Regions from separate parts of the Mus musculus genome. Here all the other regions are linked to region 3. A link is a loop called in an ENCODE intact Hi-C map of the cell type or tissue named here. Cell type or tissue: heart. All regions are shown on one strand. Each heading gives the region's core, and the rest is flanking DNA. Links, peaks and the distances in the headings are about the cores only.

Region 1 (5,402 bases), core at 1-5,000, 49 kb after region 3:
GTGCCTCACGGGCCCCTGCTTGCTATACCTTCTGTTAGTGGTGCGGCAAGAAAGCCCATTCTTTCTTCTTGGGAAATGAGAGGATTGAGACAGTCTCACTGTGTAGCCAGAAAGACGTTTATTATACAGGAGTTAGAGTCACTTTAAAAGAAATTTTTAAAAATGTATATGAGTCTTTTCCTGCATGTATGTCTGTGCACCTTGTCTCATCTTTTAAAAATTACAATGTTGAAATTTATAGAGCAGCAAGTAGTTATGAAGAGTAGTCATTAATATTTATCAAGTATTATTGATATTAATTGACTAATGAGTATTTGCATAATATATAGTCTTCATATTTAAGTGGATTATAGAGTATATTTTTTAGGGGTGTGTGAACTATGAGCTGTGTGCTGAGATTCCAGAGAAACTGCAGTGAAGAAGACAGAAGTCCCTCCAGGCTCTATGCTAGTGAAAGACACAGAATGGGTCATATTAAAGTCACGTGTGTTTACATATCTGTAGTGTCACAGAGTGTGAGAACATGTGCATGTATTTACATATCTAAGTAACGGTGATTTCACATTTTGTCAGCCCAAAGTTAGCTCTAAGATGGTTAAATACCATTTTTTTTTTGTTTTGTTTTGTTTTTTTGAGACAGGGTTTCTCTGTATAGCCCTGGCTGTCCTGGAACTCACTTTGTAGACCAGGCTGGCCTCGAACTCAGAAATCTGCCTGTCTCTGCCTCCCGAGTGCTGGGATCAAAGGTGTGTGCCACCACCGCCTGGCTAAACACCATTTTTATGGTCAGCTGAATGAAAGGCCTTAGGAGTCGAGAACAAGAGAGTCAGCTTGTCTTTTCTTGCTGCTGCTCCTCACACATGATATGTACAGTCAAAGTTCTTCATAACGTTCCTGTTAGAAATCCTTCCTGCACTCTGGAGTTCCAGGACAGCCAGGGCTAGAGAGAAGCCCCATCTCAAAACACAGAAACAAAACAAAACAACAACAAAAGAGAAACTTTAAAATGTGTAAGGAAACCGCTATTGTCAGTATCATCAGGTGATGCTGTGTAATTCTTCCTCGGCTAGAGAACAGTCAAGCTTCTGTGATTCTCATCACCGGCAGTGCCTGGAGATGTAAGATCCAAACAATGAATTCTCAGTCTAGAATTTCTATAGACCTCTTACCTGTGCTGCTGCCTTGGGGCCCTGGGGTATTTTGTTGTAGTGTGAGCATTGGAGACAACACATCCGAGAATGGGAGAAAAGCTGCAGTCTACAGTTCCTCAGGCTGCTCCGAGCTACTCATTAACTTGGCATGGTCTTCGAGAAACTAAAGCTTCCAGGGCTGAAGTTGGGCTTTTTTGTCTCTTTATTAAGAGGTATCATTCCTTACAGCTATTGGATGGATATTCATAGTCTGCTAAGTAACATGCTGGCTCTTGAGCCAAATTAGGACATCAACAAGATATTTAAGGCTCTGATGTCATTAATGTTCTCTCTCTCTCTCTCTCTCTCTCTCTCTCTCCCCCTCTCTCTTTCCCCGCGCCCCCCTCCCCCATCCTTTTAGTTTATCTGTTCAACTGGAAGCAGAGCTAAAGGGAAGCAGTTAAAAGTTCAGCCCACGAAAGGGGGCTAGACCTGAGAGAAAGCACTCATAAAGGGCCCTTCCCCTGGGCAATCCTCTGCTGACTAGAACACAGACGCAGTTATTTTATTTCTTTCATTTCATTCTGTAATGACAAAGCCACCTTAGCAGTTCTTAACTAGGCATACTCGTCAGAAACACCTAGGAAACCTCTTCAGCTGTATTAATGTATAATCCAACTTCAGAGATTCTGCTTCAGTACCTAGTGTACTCATCTGTCTGTCTTTTAAATCCAGTCTATGTGATACAGGCATACATGTGCCACAGAGCTTATTGTGTGCTGTGGTATATCCGAGGTCAGGGGACCACTTCTAGGAGTTTGTTACACCCCTCCACTGTGCGTTCTAGGGATCCAACTCAGGTTGGCTGGCTTGCACAATAATCACTTTTGTTTTCTGCTGAATCGTGTGTGTGTGTGTGTGTGTATGTGTGTGTGTGTGTGTGTGTGTGTGTGTGTGTGTGTAAGTGGTGTGGATTTATTAATACTGTGATTTTTGTTTTGTTTTGTTTTGTTTTTTTGAAATCCCACACTAATTAGGAATCATTGGCCTATTACAGTTCATTCTAGCACTGTGATCTCATTTTCTGTCTTTCTCCTGGCATTGGTTTCATTCTGCATACCCATGTATGTAGGTAACTGACTAAATAGAATGTCTTTGTCCTTCTGTCTGTCTAGCTGCTGATGTGTGGGACTGGAGACATCAATGTATCTGACTTCAAAGCCCATGCTGTAGTGGTTGGTGGATCCTGGCATTTCAGAGAAAAGGTAATGGGCTAAGCTTTCACAGTTGGGTTGGTATTGACTTAAGTGGAATGGTTTTAGAAGACAAATGTAGAAGAGTCGAAGAAGTTGACATGTTGACTGGCAAAACAATGATTCTGGGAAAACAGGTAGTTATCCAAGCCGAAAGGAGCTCAGGTCCCTAAAGACAGGTGCCTTGACTACCACTGCGGTAATGGGTGGGAATGGAAGTAAGCAGAGCCAAGCAATCAATTGGTGATTACCCGCTGATCCTGTGACAATGTAAATTCTTGCAGGGATTGTTATTCATGCCTCATAGTGCTGTAACTGGGAGCATGTGCCTCCCCACAGTATCCTGGTCCTTCCTTAGGAGTCAGATCTTAGGCTGCATGTCATGTTGATGAAAGCCCTGTCTTTTCCTGCCAGGTCATGAGGTGGTTTTGGGCTGTGGTTTCCAGTCTGACCCAGGAGGAACTGGCTAGGCTGCTTCAGTTTACAACAGGCTCTTCTCAGCTCCCACCTGGAGGATTTGCTGCCCTCTGTCCCTCATTTCAGATTATTGCTGCTCCAACCCATAGCACGCTTCCTACTGCACACACATGGTAGGCTGCCCGAAGCATCCCTGGTGGGGGAGTCTCTTTCTAGCCCTTGCCCATGTTTCTTGTAGTATGAATTCATCATCTTCCTCCTTGTTTTTCCAGTTTTAACCAACTGTGCCTCCCTACATATGACTCATATGAAGAGGTGCACAGGATGCTACAGCTGGCCATCAGTGAGGGTTGCGAGGGCTTTGGCATGCTCTGACCGCTCCTCTGTCACCTGCTTGGCTCCCAAGCTCTCTAGAGCATCTGGACACATGTTAACAAGCATAGCCACTGACCTTAACCACAACCATTAGCCAGAAGATACTGCATGCTCCCTTGTGTCTGGAGTATTCTGTCATCTGCAAGCCCTGTTCTTACCTCACCTGTCCACGTTCACCACAGGCCACTTGAGCACGTGGCACCTATCTGAGCTCTACTCAGTCATGAGAGGAGGACCATGCTGCTGTCACTTCGTTGGTCCCTTGAAGATCTCTGTGACCGGATCTGCCTCCGTGGCTGGGAGACATTCATAACACAGAGGACTCAGTTCTGTTGGAAAGCCAGCATGTGAGACCCTTCCACCATGCCTCATTCCAGCCCTCCTTGAGCTCACTACTTGACCAGACTGGGTAATGCATCACCTCTTCTCATCAGTGGTCAGGAGAAGTGCAGCTAGAAAGTGGCCCACACAAGCCGTCTGATTTGTCCTCCCACATAATGGCAGGCACAGGCCATGGCACTGGATTAGTTCTCATGGGGACTGGTAGTACAAAAGGATGTCTTTAAGGTGACAGAACTGGAAAAGATACTCCCTGTGGGCATTTTTAAAGATGATCATTAATCTATAAGGAATTTGCTAAGCTTTCTCTTGAATTTGAGCCAGTGAGAAAAGCAGTCAGAAGAATGTGAAGGATGTCTGCGCTGCAGCCTCCAGTGCTGGGTACGCTTCTCTCGTGGGGAAGGGCCGTGTCCAGGCATGTGGATGGCTTGAAGACTACTGATGCTTTCCTCTGAATTGTTCTTTGCACTGAAGGAGGACTTGGACTGACCTCCGACTTACATAGTTTGTTAAGAGCTGTCTTTAGCATTCTGCTGGAAGAATTTTGGGAGCAACAGACTGGGACAGAGCCTGCCAGCTGTGGTGGTGATCTTTGGCAGTGCTAAGGCAAAGGAGCGGTGAAGCCACTGGGGACAGACAAGGTGGAGACCCAGCAGCAGTAAATACCTAGCAATTCCAAGGACTTGGTTTCATCAGTTACCAGGAAGTGGGGGAACCATGGAGGGAGAACGCTATATTGGGTTCACAGTTACATGGTGATCAAAGAGAACTTCTCAGTCTCCAGGAAGATAGCATCTTTTCATGAGTGTTTGAATGAAAACAACACGAAGGCTCAATATCACATGGATTTCCCAGTTTCTGTCTTTAATAAGGCTTTCCTACAAGCCACTATTTTCCATGGGGCACTCACTCAGAATATTACAAGCCATTTTATTGCCAAAACCAGCAAGTACACCGAATCCTGAGACAAGGCAGTTCTTGTGACAGTGCCTTGGCCTCCTGGAAGCAGTCTGAGCCCTCCTGTTCCCAGGATCACGAGAAACAAGCTCTCCTGAGCTGCTAGAACCCTGCCTGACCTCCTTTGCAGTCATCATCTGTCTTTTCTTGGCGTGGGTGCTCACCTCACTTATCCTCGGGGTTTGGGACCTGGCATCAGGACCTCTCCACCCAGGATCCTCCATGCCACATGGTCACTGCTCTCCTCAGGGACTGGGACAAGGTGCTGCCGCCTGCCCACAGTTTTCCCAAGGAACACGTACAAGATCATTTAGCCACTACTCTGCTGCCTCTCAGCCTCTGCTGGGGCTTCCAGCTGGGTACATGGCTGCTTGGCCGTTTGGGGCGGTTCTTCCTCCTAGGTTCTGCAATCCAGGCTCCAGCACCCCTCTGCAGACTACACAGGGGGTCAGTGTGTGTGTGTGACTAGACCTCTCATTTTAAGCTCTAGTCGTAGCACTTTTTCAGAGTCTCCTAGGCGCTGTTGCAGCCCAGCTGGGGCAGCTAGCATGCCAGGTTGGTCTTTAGGCACCAGAGTCTTTAACAAAAAAATCCTCTAGTACTGTGTGGTTTTCTATTCTTCCAGTTCACTCTCCTGACTGTTCAGAAGCATTTTGCTCTCTTTTGCATTTTCTTTTACCTTTTTTTTCTAATACTGCTTTGGTACTAGCCAGTGTGGGGAAGAGATACAGTATGTTGGACAGATAAAAACATGTGTTATTTCTTGGTCAATTTTCTATTCATATTCCTTATTTTGGCCAGTTCTTTTGTTTGTGCTTTGTAACATAGGTACTTGGGAGACCAGCTGCCCTCCTGGCTTTTGGCTTTTTGGTGTCCTTGAAGGAGACCAGTCATGAGTACCAAGGAATTTGTCAGCTTGGTTCTAGAACTT
Region 2 (5,402 bases), core at 1-5,000, 190 kb after region 3:
CCTCCTGAAGTGTTTGCATGACCCTGAACTCAGTTTCCCTGTGCCCTCAAGTCTAGAGGGTGCACCATGGTGTTTAACCTCACCACCACCATACCCGGACACAAGGATAGACTGGGGTAGGTACTGCACTGCCACCCAGGTCAGGACAGTAGCTGTCTCTCTGGCTCCACTCACCAAAGCAGAAACCTTGGGGAGCTCATTGTCTTCTTGGAGAGTTGCAGGTACTGGGTCCCTTGGTGCCTTATTGAGAAAGCTAGTCCTGAGAAGGAAATAATGGGAACAAAAAGTGTGTGCGCGAGTGTATGAGTGAGGGTGTGTGTGCGTGCACACTTGTGTATGTGTGATGTGTGCATATGTGTGCATGTGTGTGAGTGATGTGTGTGCCTGTGTGTGTGTGTGTTGCTGGAACTGAAGCCAGTGGCTTCCTGCACTCTCCCACTGGACACCAAGCGGCTTGTCTTGAGTGCTTGCTTTGTGTCAAGTGCTATTTAAAGTGCTTTAGGGATATTAGCATATCTTAATCCTCATTACAATTGCAAGAGGTTAAGCAGTATTTTAGAGGAGAAATTGAGGCAAGAAGAACCTAAGCAACTTACCCATCTCACTCAGAGGGCTGGATGTAGAGCCTCTGACTATAAGTACCCCTTCCTGCCGTTTCTTCCTCCCCCCCCCCCCCACTCACCTCACTCTGTCCTCCCGAAGATGCCGATGAATGTGTACTGTTTGGGCCTGCTCTCTGCCAGAATGGCCGATGCCTCAACATAGTGCCTGGCTACATTTGCCTGTGCAACCCTGGCTACCACTATGATGCCTCCAGCAGGAAGTGCCAGGGTGAGGACTCACGTGGGCCCTGCTAATCCTTAGTTCCACTCTTGCTAAGAGTCCCCCTTCCTGGGAAAGATGCCCACTGCAGCAGGTGGGTGTGAGGCAAGGGCAGTTCTAGGCTGTCAGAGATGGTTCCTAGAGAGAGCCTTTCCTGGGTGGGCATCTTCTTGGGCCTCCTTAGACAAACCCTTCTGTGAGCATTGTCAAAAGGCCACTTCTGGACCTTCTCCACTTTTTCCTCACACCACAGATCACAACGAATGCCAGGACTTGGCCTGTGAGAACGGTGAGTGTGTGAACACAGAAGGCTCCTTCCATTGCCTCTGCAATCCCCCCCTCACCCTAGACCTCAGTGGGCAGCGCTGTGTGAACAGCACCAGCAGCACGGGTGAGTAGATGGGGGTGTGGACATCAGGGGTGTAGACCTGGCCTGGGACTCACAGTCTTCTGGGGTGTGTGCCACCAGAGGACTTCCCTGACCATGACATCCACATGGACATCTGCTGGAAAAAAGTCACCAATGATGTGTGCAGCCAGCCCTTGCGTGGGCACCATACCACCTATACAGAATGCTGCTGCCAAGATGGGGAGGCCTGGAGCCAGCAATGCGCTCTGTGCCCGCCCAGGAGCTCTGGTAAGAGGGTACCTGCAGATCTGGGCATAGCTCTGGGAAGGGGATACCTCACCCTGAAAAGAGAGCAATCAGGAAGCCCAGGCCTTGCCCTTAGTCCAGGTCATTCAGGACAAAGAAAGGCGCAAGCCTGGTCAGGAACCCCCATGTGTTCTCCTCTTGGGCCAAGAGCCAGCTGGGCCAGCTTACCGAGCTTCAGCTAGCAGGAACTAAAACCCAGCACCTTTCTCCGTCCTCCCCAACAGAGGTCTACGCTCAGCTGTGCAACGTGGCTCGGATTGAGGCAGAGCGCGGAGCAGGGATCCACTTCCGGCCAGGCTATGAGTATGGCCCTGGCCTGGACGATCTGCCTGAAAACCTCTACGGCCCAGATGGGGCTCCCTTCTATAACTACCTAGGCCCCGAGGACACTGCCCCTGAGCCTCCCTTCTCCAACCCAGCCAGCCAGCCGGGAGACAACACACCTGTCCTTGAGCCTCCTCTGCAGCCCTCTGAACTTCAGCCTCACTATCTAGCCAGCCACTCAGGTACGTGCAGCAAAACTGGAGAAGAGCCACGCCCTGCCGTCCTCTCACCCCTTCTGCCTGCCTGCCAGGGGAGGACAGGGAAGGGGAAATACACTGGGCACAGGCAGCCAAGCGTCACCCCAAACCTTAAGGAGAGTGTGACCTTTGTTGCAGTGTCGTTCTGTAGGGCTGTTGCGATCCACTGACAACCCCACCCTCGGCAGGCAACAGCGACCACCATTGTACTGGAGGGTGTAGGGTGAGAGACACGGGAACCTACGCCCTCAGACCTCAGCCTTCTTCTTTCTGACTCTCTATTAGAACCCCTGGCCTCCTTCGAAGGCCTTCAGGCTGAGGAATGTGGCATCCTGAATGGCTGTGAGAATGGCCGCTGCGTGCGTGTGCGGGAGGGCTACACTTGCGACTGCTTTGAGGGCTTCCAGCTGGATGCGGCCCACATGGCCTGTGTGGGTGAGTTTGGAGTGAGTTGGAGAACCACGCCTACCACAGGACTCCCGGCTAGGGCAGCCGGGAAACACGCTGCTGCCCCCTAGTGGGCGTGTGTCAAGCTAGTGAAAGTGGAAGCCCCAAAGACAGGTTTAATGGTCCATCCTCCACAGAAGAGAAGCAAAGACACGAAGGCATAGTCTTGGGCATGCTAAGATGACTGCTTCTTGGGTTCTGTCCCTTAGTTGACTTGTTTGGGGCGGCCTGATGAGGCAGGGGGTCTGAAGAGGGGGCCTTTGGGTGTCATATCCAGGGAAGGGGGAAGGGGCTGGTGGCTAGAGGGACCCAGAGACCCCTGCAGCTTTCTTCTTTGCTTCCATAGATGTGAACGAGTGTGAAGACTTGAACGGGCCTGCAGCACTCTGTGCACACGGTCACTGTGAGAACACAGAGGGTTCCTATCGCTGCCACTGTTCGCCAGGTTACGTGGCAGAGCCAGGCCCCCCACACTGTGCGGCCAAGGAGTAGAAGTGAGGGCTTGTGTGGGCAGCTATCTGGAAAATGGCTTCAGCCATAGGCCGTGGACTTAAGATTGCTTCCCTAGCTGGGAAGACATCGCGCTGGGAAGATGACGTGATGACATCAGGCCCGGGCTCTGGACCCAGTTCTGCCAGCCTTGCCAAATTTTTATTTCTTCCAGCTTAACTCTGGGTGTGAGCTTCCATCACTGCCTCTATGCCATTGCTTGGCTCAGACACCACAAATATCTTAATGCTTCAGCCACTGGCCATGAGACACGCCCACCAGTCTGTCCCCGGGACCACACTATAGGGCACTCATCAGGCTGTGCTCTTAGGCTGTGCAAACATTGCAGGTACCCCTTTCCAGTTGCGAGCCACACATCATCCTAGTTGTTCTGTAATGGGGACAGTGGCTGCATCCGCCCAGGGATGGTCTCTTCACAGTCTGTGGAGCAAGAGAGGGTTTGGGGAGTAGCTCCTGTCACCTCTCAGAACCAACACCACCACTCGGCCAGGCTGGCATGAGCTCTTTTTGCCACATCTCCATCTCTTAGACAGTTCTGCAGCCCCTCATCTCAGAGGATGAAGACTAATACTAACTCGCTGAGTGGTAAGAAATACAAAGGACGAGGAACAGTGAGCCTGAGAAAGTACGGCAAGAGAGTGATGTGGAAAACATGGCGAGCTGATACGAAAGGAGGAGCCAAGAGTTAAAGAAATCTAAAAACACTGAGTTGCTTTGGGCAAATAAGTACTTGAAGCCCCTTAGAGGCTCTGTGTGCCTGCAGTGAGGCTTGTCATAAGCTCTGGCGCCCATATGCAAAGGCCTTTCTTAGGCACATCTATCCCTATGGGGAAACCCAAATAGATGGGCTAACAATATAAAGGTCTCCTTTTCAGCTGGTCTTGGCAGAGGAGGCCAGGTTTTCAAAGTTGTTTATCTCCTCCACTCAGAAGCACTTGCCCTTGTTCCCTCTAAGAAATGCACTTCCATACAAGCTAGCTGGGGGTTCAGGAGCATGGGGGAATAAAATGTTCATCTGGACCCTTCTGTGCTTAGTTTTTATTTCCTATTATACCATTTTTATCACACTGGTTAAATCTAAAGGTCAGATTAGAGATGAACCTGCATGAGTTCCACATCCAGTTCCACGAGCCCGCATGACTGGGCTCCAGGGCAGTGCAGCGCTGGTACAGTGCAGCAGGTTCTATGCTATCCTAAGGCAGAGCAGACTGGCTGCCTTCCCCTGACTGGCTGCATCTGACAGAGGACATGGTGATGACTGCTACTTCTTAAATCTAATCTGCCCTGCCTGCTGCTCTGATTGTCAGCCATCAAATAACTTATTGGGTGCCTACTGTCTGAGCACTGTAATGATTGCTGTGCCTAAATTTTATTTAATCATCCAACAAGCTCACTTGCTACTTTATTCCTATTTGCAGGCAAGAAAACTGAGACATGGGGAGCTTAAATAATTTTCTATAGGCCGCTGTATCTGAGCAGACAATAACACATGGTTCCTAAACCAATGAAAATATTCTTTTGCTAATAACAGAAACTTCACTTAGAGTACAGGAAAGTTGAGGATTTAGCTCACTTGATAGAGTGCCTACCTAGCGTGCACAAGATCCTGGGGTTCTCTCCCTAACACCGTGAGGGAGGGGTAAGGAGAGTGGGGACACTTTTAAAAGACTAGCCAAGATCAAAGTTTGCTCAGACTGCTAGGTGGCTAGCCTTGGGTGAACAGGACTCTCGAGACAACTGATAGACGTGTATGTTGGCTCAGTGTCTAACGAGCACAATGACAATGTCTCTCACAGTTATAACAGGCACAAAACTAACTCTCTGACCCAGTAATTCCACCCCTAGGACTTTAACTTTCAGATATGTTCTCATTAACTATGAAATCACGTGTGTGAGAGGGTATTTATTGAAGAGCTCTTTGTAATCAGAAGATTAGAAACCACTACGAAGGAATGTTGAGACAAGACAGCAGTGTAAACACCTGTCAAGGATACCCTGGGAACACTGGGGGAGAGGAAGAGGCTGTAGAACAGCTTGGGAGATGTGCTGCTGTGTGTCTGAGGAGGAGAGTGGACCACTACTAACCTCAGACTCCACCTTACACCCATCCTCAAAGACCATCTGCTATCGCCAAGCATGCCCTGCTGGCACTGTGCGCTTGCCCTCAGAGCCCCCCACCCCTTGTCTGCCCGGTCAGCCTTTGGACAGGCTGCTTGCACGTACACATACTGCCTTTTATTAAAAACAGAAGTAATATGCAGTGTATGCTGTCCTGCACAGCAACCCCTCCCCCATCTCTGTGACAGAGTCTTACTAAGCAGGCCAGGGTGGCCCAGAACCAGTGACCCTCTGCCTCCATTGTGCTGGAACTCCATGTGTGGGCCACCACAGCCAGCTGTATTTTTTTTTTCACTCCATATTTGCTCATAAAGAATTATCTTGCCGGG
Region 3 (5,846 bases), core at 461-5,460:
CAACAGAAATTATTTGTTTTAAAAGATTTTTTGAAGAGAAAAAAAGTTTAGTCCTAGTGCCTTCAGGGAAAATTTATTGCTCAATGGGATTCAAAACCTCAAAGCATGGAGATGAGAATGTGCCCCCCGATAGCACTTTCACTCGACAAGCAATGAAGTCAGGGAAGCCTGGAATCTTACAGGGCCACTGCTTTCTAGTGTCTGAGTGGAAAGGCAAGCTGACGCTTTTAGTACTCACACTTCTCTTTCCTTCAGCGCGCTCGGATCTTTCTTCTCTTTCTTCTTAGGCTTCAACCTATCCTTTTCTTTACTGCAAAAAAAGCAAATCCAGAGAAGGGAAACATGATGCAGTTGAAATTTCATTTGGAAGTTTCAGTTTGTTGGGGCTGGCCTAGCACGCGTGAAGCCCTGGGCTCAATCTCTATCACCTCAAGTTCCATTCTCTTTCTGCTACCAAAGAAATCCAGTTGTGGACTTTGTGATGTTAGCATCAACATATACTATGAGAACAAGTAAATAGAGCAGGAAGTAGCCAGAAAATATAAAAATTAATCAGTAAGGCTAATAAACTCAAGATGTTGTTAATGAATAAATTCTAATTATTAACTTTTTTCTTGGTATAAATGGGGGTTGATTTTACTCAAAGTACATTATATACCCACTTGAAAAATAACATAATGATATCTATTGTTATGTATAATATATGCTAAAAAAAAACAAAAACAAACCACGTGTAAGAGGCCGTGAAGAGGTTGTTATTAACCTGCTGAAGACTTCTGAATATCCCAAGGTAGGCATGGTGGCCCTCCTAGCTCCAGGGAGAGAGAGGCAGACAGAGCCCTAAAAATTCGAGGTCTGGTTTACATAGCAAGTTTCAGGGTAGCCAAGGCTACTTAGTGAGACCCTGTCTCAAACAACAACAACAACAACAACAACAACAACAACAACAAACCAAACCAAATCAAACCAAAAAGGACTCAAACCACAAGTTTAGGAGGAAAGTTTCTCCACGTTATTTATAAAGGCCTGAAACATAACACACGTATAAAATAAAGACTCAACACAAGGAAGTGATCAGTGGGACATTGTTAGATAAAATAAAAACCCACATCAGAAGCTGAGAATAATAATTCTGAAGGTTCTAATGACCACTCTCTTGTTCCGAAAATCTTAAACACGAAGAAGCCCAGTCTTCATTAAATTAACTGTTTACCCAGTCCTTACCGATACAGAGAAACTGGTTGAGTGTTCTTTATTTATTTTTATTTTTTTTTTTTAAAAGATTTATTTATTTATTATATGTAAGTACACTGTAGCTGTCTTCAGACACACCAGAAGAGGGAGTCAGATCTCGTTACGGATGGTTGTGAGCCACCATGTGGTTGCTGGGATTTGAACTCTGGACCTTCGGAAGAGCAGTCAGGTGCTCTTACCCACTGAGCCATCTCACCAGCCCCTTGAGTGTTCTTTATAATGGGAATATCATACTAGCATGTTCGAAGGTTCTGAATTCTTTTTTTGTTTGTTTGTTTGTTTTTTTTTCGAAACAGGGTTTCTCTGTATAGTCCTGGCTGTCCTGGAACTCACTCTGTAGACCAGGCTTCGAACTCAAAAATCCGCCTGCCTCTGCCTCCCGAGTGCTGGGATTAAAGGCGTGTGCCACCACCGCCCGGCAAGGTTCTGAATTCTTACAACTTATAAAATGGGACTATCTTGGACTTTTCCCATCGTCCTTTTTAAACTTGGGTGGCAGGACCTGAAGACAGCCATGGTATGACCTCCTCACCGGCTTTCCCACAACGATACCATGCCCTGCCCCACCGAATGTGTGACTATAATTCCATGCAACACAGACCTAAGACATTATAAGCAAAACAAAAAAACATCAAATGTTTCTACTTAGCCCATCGTGACTTCTGCAGTTTAAGAAACCAGTACATCAGATGTTTCTACTTAGCCCATCGTGACTTCTGTAGTTCTGATCAGTTTAAGAAACCAGTTGGTTCTGACCACTCACAGTCGCTCGTCTCTCAGACTGAGCATTCGCTTCATAGTCGCATATTTCCTTGTTTTCTTTTGCTTCCCCTTGAAACAGAAGTTTTCGAGTTAAAAAGAGCTGAAAACATCTTTTAAAGTTCTCTTCTATTTTTCTTGCCCCTCCCCAAACAGCACTCAGTCCCCCTCCCTACTCCCTTCGAACTAAGGCCAGAATGGAATTAAACAAACAAACAAACAAACAAACAAACAAGGAAGCACCGAGTCTATATCTGGCCAAAGGCTGAGCTCCCGTTTGCTCCCCAAAACTCTCTGACAAAGTTCTCCCACTCCGCTCACCATGTTCACGCCGCACTCCTGTTTCTTCCGGAATCGCTCGCAGCGCGACACTTTACGTCATCCTCACGCTCTTTCCGGCAAAGGCCAACCCGGAGGCGGAAGCTACTTTGGGAAACGTAAAAGCTCCGAGCCGGCTCCTAACGCTGGCGGAGATCGACACTGGAGATTTTTTTGGGGGGCGGGTGGAGGGTAGGATTTGTGCTGGATGAGGCCGCTGCTTCCTCGGACCCCAGAACTAGGACTTGGCCACGTTGCAGCCCCCGTTCGGGTAACGTTTTTCTTCACGCCGCAGCCGGAGGCAGAGCCCAGCCGACCGTAGGCACCAGAATTGCTGAAGGCGAGCGAGAGAAGAGGGGACGAGGGCAGAGGGGTCGGGAATCCTGGGCGTCCCATAGTTTGACAGTACATTCTGGTTTTCCTCTGGCACATCATTTCAGCCTTGGCTCTGTAGTTCAGCCTTGAGGCTCTGGTTATTGATTGGTTTTCCTCGCCGGCTTGGAACTTGTGAGGCTGGGCGTAAGATTCTTCGGAAAGAGAGGAATGTAATAGCGATGGAGGACATCCCCCCCCAATGTTCTCCCTCCGTCTCTGTCTGTCTGCATCTCTCTCTCTCTCTCTCTCTCTCTTCCCGTGTGTGTGTACGAGCACGAGCGTGCAGGTGCATCAGAGCAGAAATTCAGAGCAGAAGCCAGAGGAAGCTGCTTGTCTTTATCTTCCACTTTTTAGAAAACAGTCTGTCTTACCCAACCTGGAAACACCTCCACCTCCGGTTTTTGCTAGATTGACTGACCAAAAAGCCCCAGAGATACTCCCATCCCTGCCCTCCGGTGCTGGAGTGGACAAGCCCACTACTCCCCGGCTTGTTTTCTAACCAGATCCTGGGCAAACCAAACTCAGGGCTTCTTGCTTGGTCAGCAGGTATTTTACTCATTGAGCCAATTATCCCAGTCGCAGTGGCCTTTTTTAGACGATCACAAGAAAAACAGGTGCAGAAGCTTATATGTGCAACTACTTAGCAAGCCTGGAATGTGATGGGGAACAGTGCTCTTCGTTGTGAAGCCTGGTGTGCAGTCCTTAATGGGAGAGGGAGAATATGTGGGAATGAGAAAGCGAAACTGGGCAGTGTTTGGTTTTGTTTTCCGTTTGCTTGTTTGTCTTTGCTTTTAGGATGTATTCTAGTTGTTCTTAGCCATCCGGAGAGAGGTTTCTTTTACCCCTTGAGAGTCTGTGGAAGGCCAGGGACAGCTTTCCTGGAAGTGGATGTGCAGTTTATGAGACTTGTAGGCTATGTGAACTTCATCTTAGTTGACTCTTTTGATACCTTTGTTTTACCGATGTTGAAGCTGTGCCCTAGACGCTCAGAGGTCAGTTTGGTTCGCTTGTGATTTTCTTACTGCATGACACTGACCTAGTGTTACTGGGTTCAGAGGTGTTCGAGGTGTAACAGTGCGAGGCAGTGCATTGGTTATGGGACTCGGGCGTTTGACTGGCTGCAGTTCACTCCCTCTCTTGAGTTGCTTTATTTGCATTGCTTTGGGCCATCAGTTGGTGCCTCTGTTTCTTTGTGTATAAAGCTAAGCTCATCATCACAGCACCTATATTACCCAGACACCACTAGGACCGACCTGTGTTTTCATAGTCATAAGCATCGTCCCTAGAGATGCTTGCCATTAAAGTCTTTTCAGTCATTTCCTGTCAAGTTTTTCCAGCCCGAAAGGTTACACCACTTGAGTGTTCATGTGTTTTTTTACTATTTTGAAACTTGACCGTGTTGGCGAACCTCAGAACTCTTACTAAACTTTCAGGTCTCTATAACGGGTCATTTTGTGTCGGTTTGAATGTGAAACTGCTGTCCTTCCTGTTGTTCTCTTTGAGAGACTCATATGTGTGCAGGTCTCTCTGTTGTTCACACATCTGTGGGTTGTGAATTTTTGGTGTTGAAATCATTTTATTATTGACATGTCTTCAGAGACTTTACTTCTGCTTTACCCCCACCGGGAGTTCCTTATCTTTTCACAACAGGTTGTGTCTGCCAGGCTACCATTCATGGGTAGAATTAACAGCACCCATATTTTTAAAAAATGAAACATATACAGAAGTGGATGCTCACCGTCATCTATAGGATGGAACACAGGGCCCCCAATATAGGAGCTAGAGAAAGTACCCAAGAGCTGAAGGGGTCTGCAACCCTATAAGTGGAACAACAATATGAACTAACCAGTACCCCCAGAGCTCGTGTCTCTAGCTGCATATGTAGCAGAAGATGGCCTAGTCAGCCGTCATTGGGAAGAGAGGCCCCTTGGTCTAGCAAACTTTATATGCCCCAGTACAGGGAATGCCAGGGCCAAGAAGTGGGCTTGAGTGGGTAGGGGAGCAGGGCGGGGGGAGGGAATAGGCAACTTTGGGATAGCATTTGAAATGTAAATGAAGAAAATATCTAATAAAAAATGTGGGGAAAAAAAGAAACATGTTAGTGATTAGGCATTTAGCCGTTTTTTGGGGGTGGGAGATTAGAGACAGGGTTTCTCTGTGTAGCCCTGGCTGTCCTGGAACTCACTCTGTAGACCAGGCTGGCCTCGAACTCAGAAATCCGCCTGCCTCTGCCTCCCAAGTGCTGGGATTAAAGGCGTGTGCCACCACTGCCCACCGGTATTTAGCCTTTTTAATAAACATGGTCAATTATTAAAAAAAGAAAAACCATCTGGAGACTGATTAGAAAAGAGAGAGAGAAAGAAACAGAGACAGAGAGAGAAAAAGAGAGACAGAGACAGACAGACTGCATCCTTGTGCACTTGATTGAGAGCACTCAAAGAGAAAATTGCCGAGCTAGGTAATTTGTAACTTGCTTTTAAATTCAGGGACTGAAAGAAAAGCCCTTTCCTCTCAAGCTTGAAATCTGTTTTTTTTTTTTTTTCTTTTATTTTAAATCGATTTGCAGCTTCTGTTCTGAGAACTTTCTGATCCTTGATTGTTAATACTTGATAAGGAGCTGAATCAGTGGAGGAACACTGTGGGGGTTGAGAACATAGCTAGCAGAGTATGAGAACTGTGGGGTTGAGAACATAGCTAGCAGAGTGCTTTGCTGCATTGTAATTTTGTCATAATCTGGGGATCTTAAAGCCTACGATTAAAGCCTCAGCTATTATATGCCATCCTTTGATAGGGATGGAAGGTAGCATGGTTTTGACTGTGTTGAATGGAAGTGGGAAGTAATTACTTTTGACTGCACACTCGTGAGGGAAAGAATTACTTTAGTCCTTCTTAGTGGTTCATTGTGTGTTTTCTGTAGTCCTGAAGAGAAAGAGTCTCTGAGACCCCTGAGTCCACAGTTTGAATACTTAATTGGCCTTGGACTTTGTTCTCCTTATTAATTGGTCTAAATACATTTGAATAGAATTACGACTAGTGGGAGAGCCCCTAGGGAACATCTTATATTTCAAGTTAATGTAGAGATATTATTTCTAGTCTCAAACTACATGTTTACATTTATCTCATGGGCCATATGTTGTTCC

Evidence for each region. A loop is a pair of places that touch in the nucleus more often than their neighbours do. Peaks named below come from ENCODE experiments on the same cell type or tissue, not always from the same donor. Only the 100,000 strongest peaks of a DNase experiment are listed, where the experiment ranks them.
Region 1: a loop joins it to region 3, with 2.7 times the contacts of the local background. A loop is called at or near these places in 2 of 42 quality-filtered maps.
Region 2: a loop joins it to region 3, with 2.2 times the contacts of the local background. A loop is called at or near these places in 6 of 42 quality-filtered maps.

Annotation. Positions count from the first base shown.
Region 1 is chr12:84,918,251-84,923,652 of GRCm38, reverse strand. Arel1 (apoptosis resistant E3 ubiquitin protein ligase 1) reads left to right here. Exons shown (of 20, transcript NM_178065.5): 18 at 2,306-2,395; 19 at 2,798-2,973; 20 at 3,073-5,402. The coding sequence ends at 3,175. Among named protein-coding and RNA genes, the nearest start is that of Ltbp2, 44 kb to the right of the region's middle. In heart, for the core only: a CTCF peak has its summit at 2,917; no DNase peak of the experiment used is centred there.
Region 2 is chr12:84,781,785-84,787,186 of GRCm38, reverse strand. It overlaps Ltbp2 (latent transforming growth factor beta binding protein 2), which reads left to right. Exons shown (of 36, transcript NM_001370743.1): 31 at 703-831; 32 at 1,076-1,213; 33 at 1,292-1,459; 34 at 1,702-1,983; 35 at 2,284-2,433; 36 at 2,792-3,975. The coding sequence ends at 2,937. Among named protein-coding and RNA genes, the nearest start is that of Isca2, 11 kb to the right of the region's middle. In heart, for the core only: a CTCF peak has its summit at 2,512 (motif pointing left); a DNase peak (open chromatin) is centred at 2,466; H3K4me3 peaks cover 418 bases; H3K27ac peaks cover 882 bases; H3K27me3 peaks cover 3,036 bases.
Region 3 is chr12:84,967,454-84,973,299 of GRCm38, reverse strand. It overlaps Arel1 (apoptosis resistant E3 ubiquitin protein ligase 1), which reads left to right and starts at 2,451. Exons shown (of 20, transcript NM_178065.5): 1 at 2,451-2,671. Fcf1 (FCF1 rRNA processing protein) reads right to left here and starts at 2,370. Exons shown (of 8, transcript NM_028632.2): 1 at 2,335-2,370; 2 at 2,018-2,085; 3 at 239-310. The coding sequence starts at 2,337. In heart, for the core only: no CTCF peak of the experiment used is centred there; a DNase peak (open chromatin) is centred at 2,399; H3K4me3 peaks cover 2,406 bases; H3K27ac peaks cover 1,592 bases.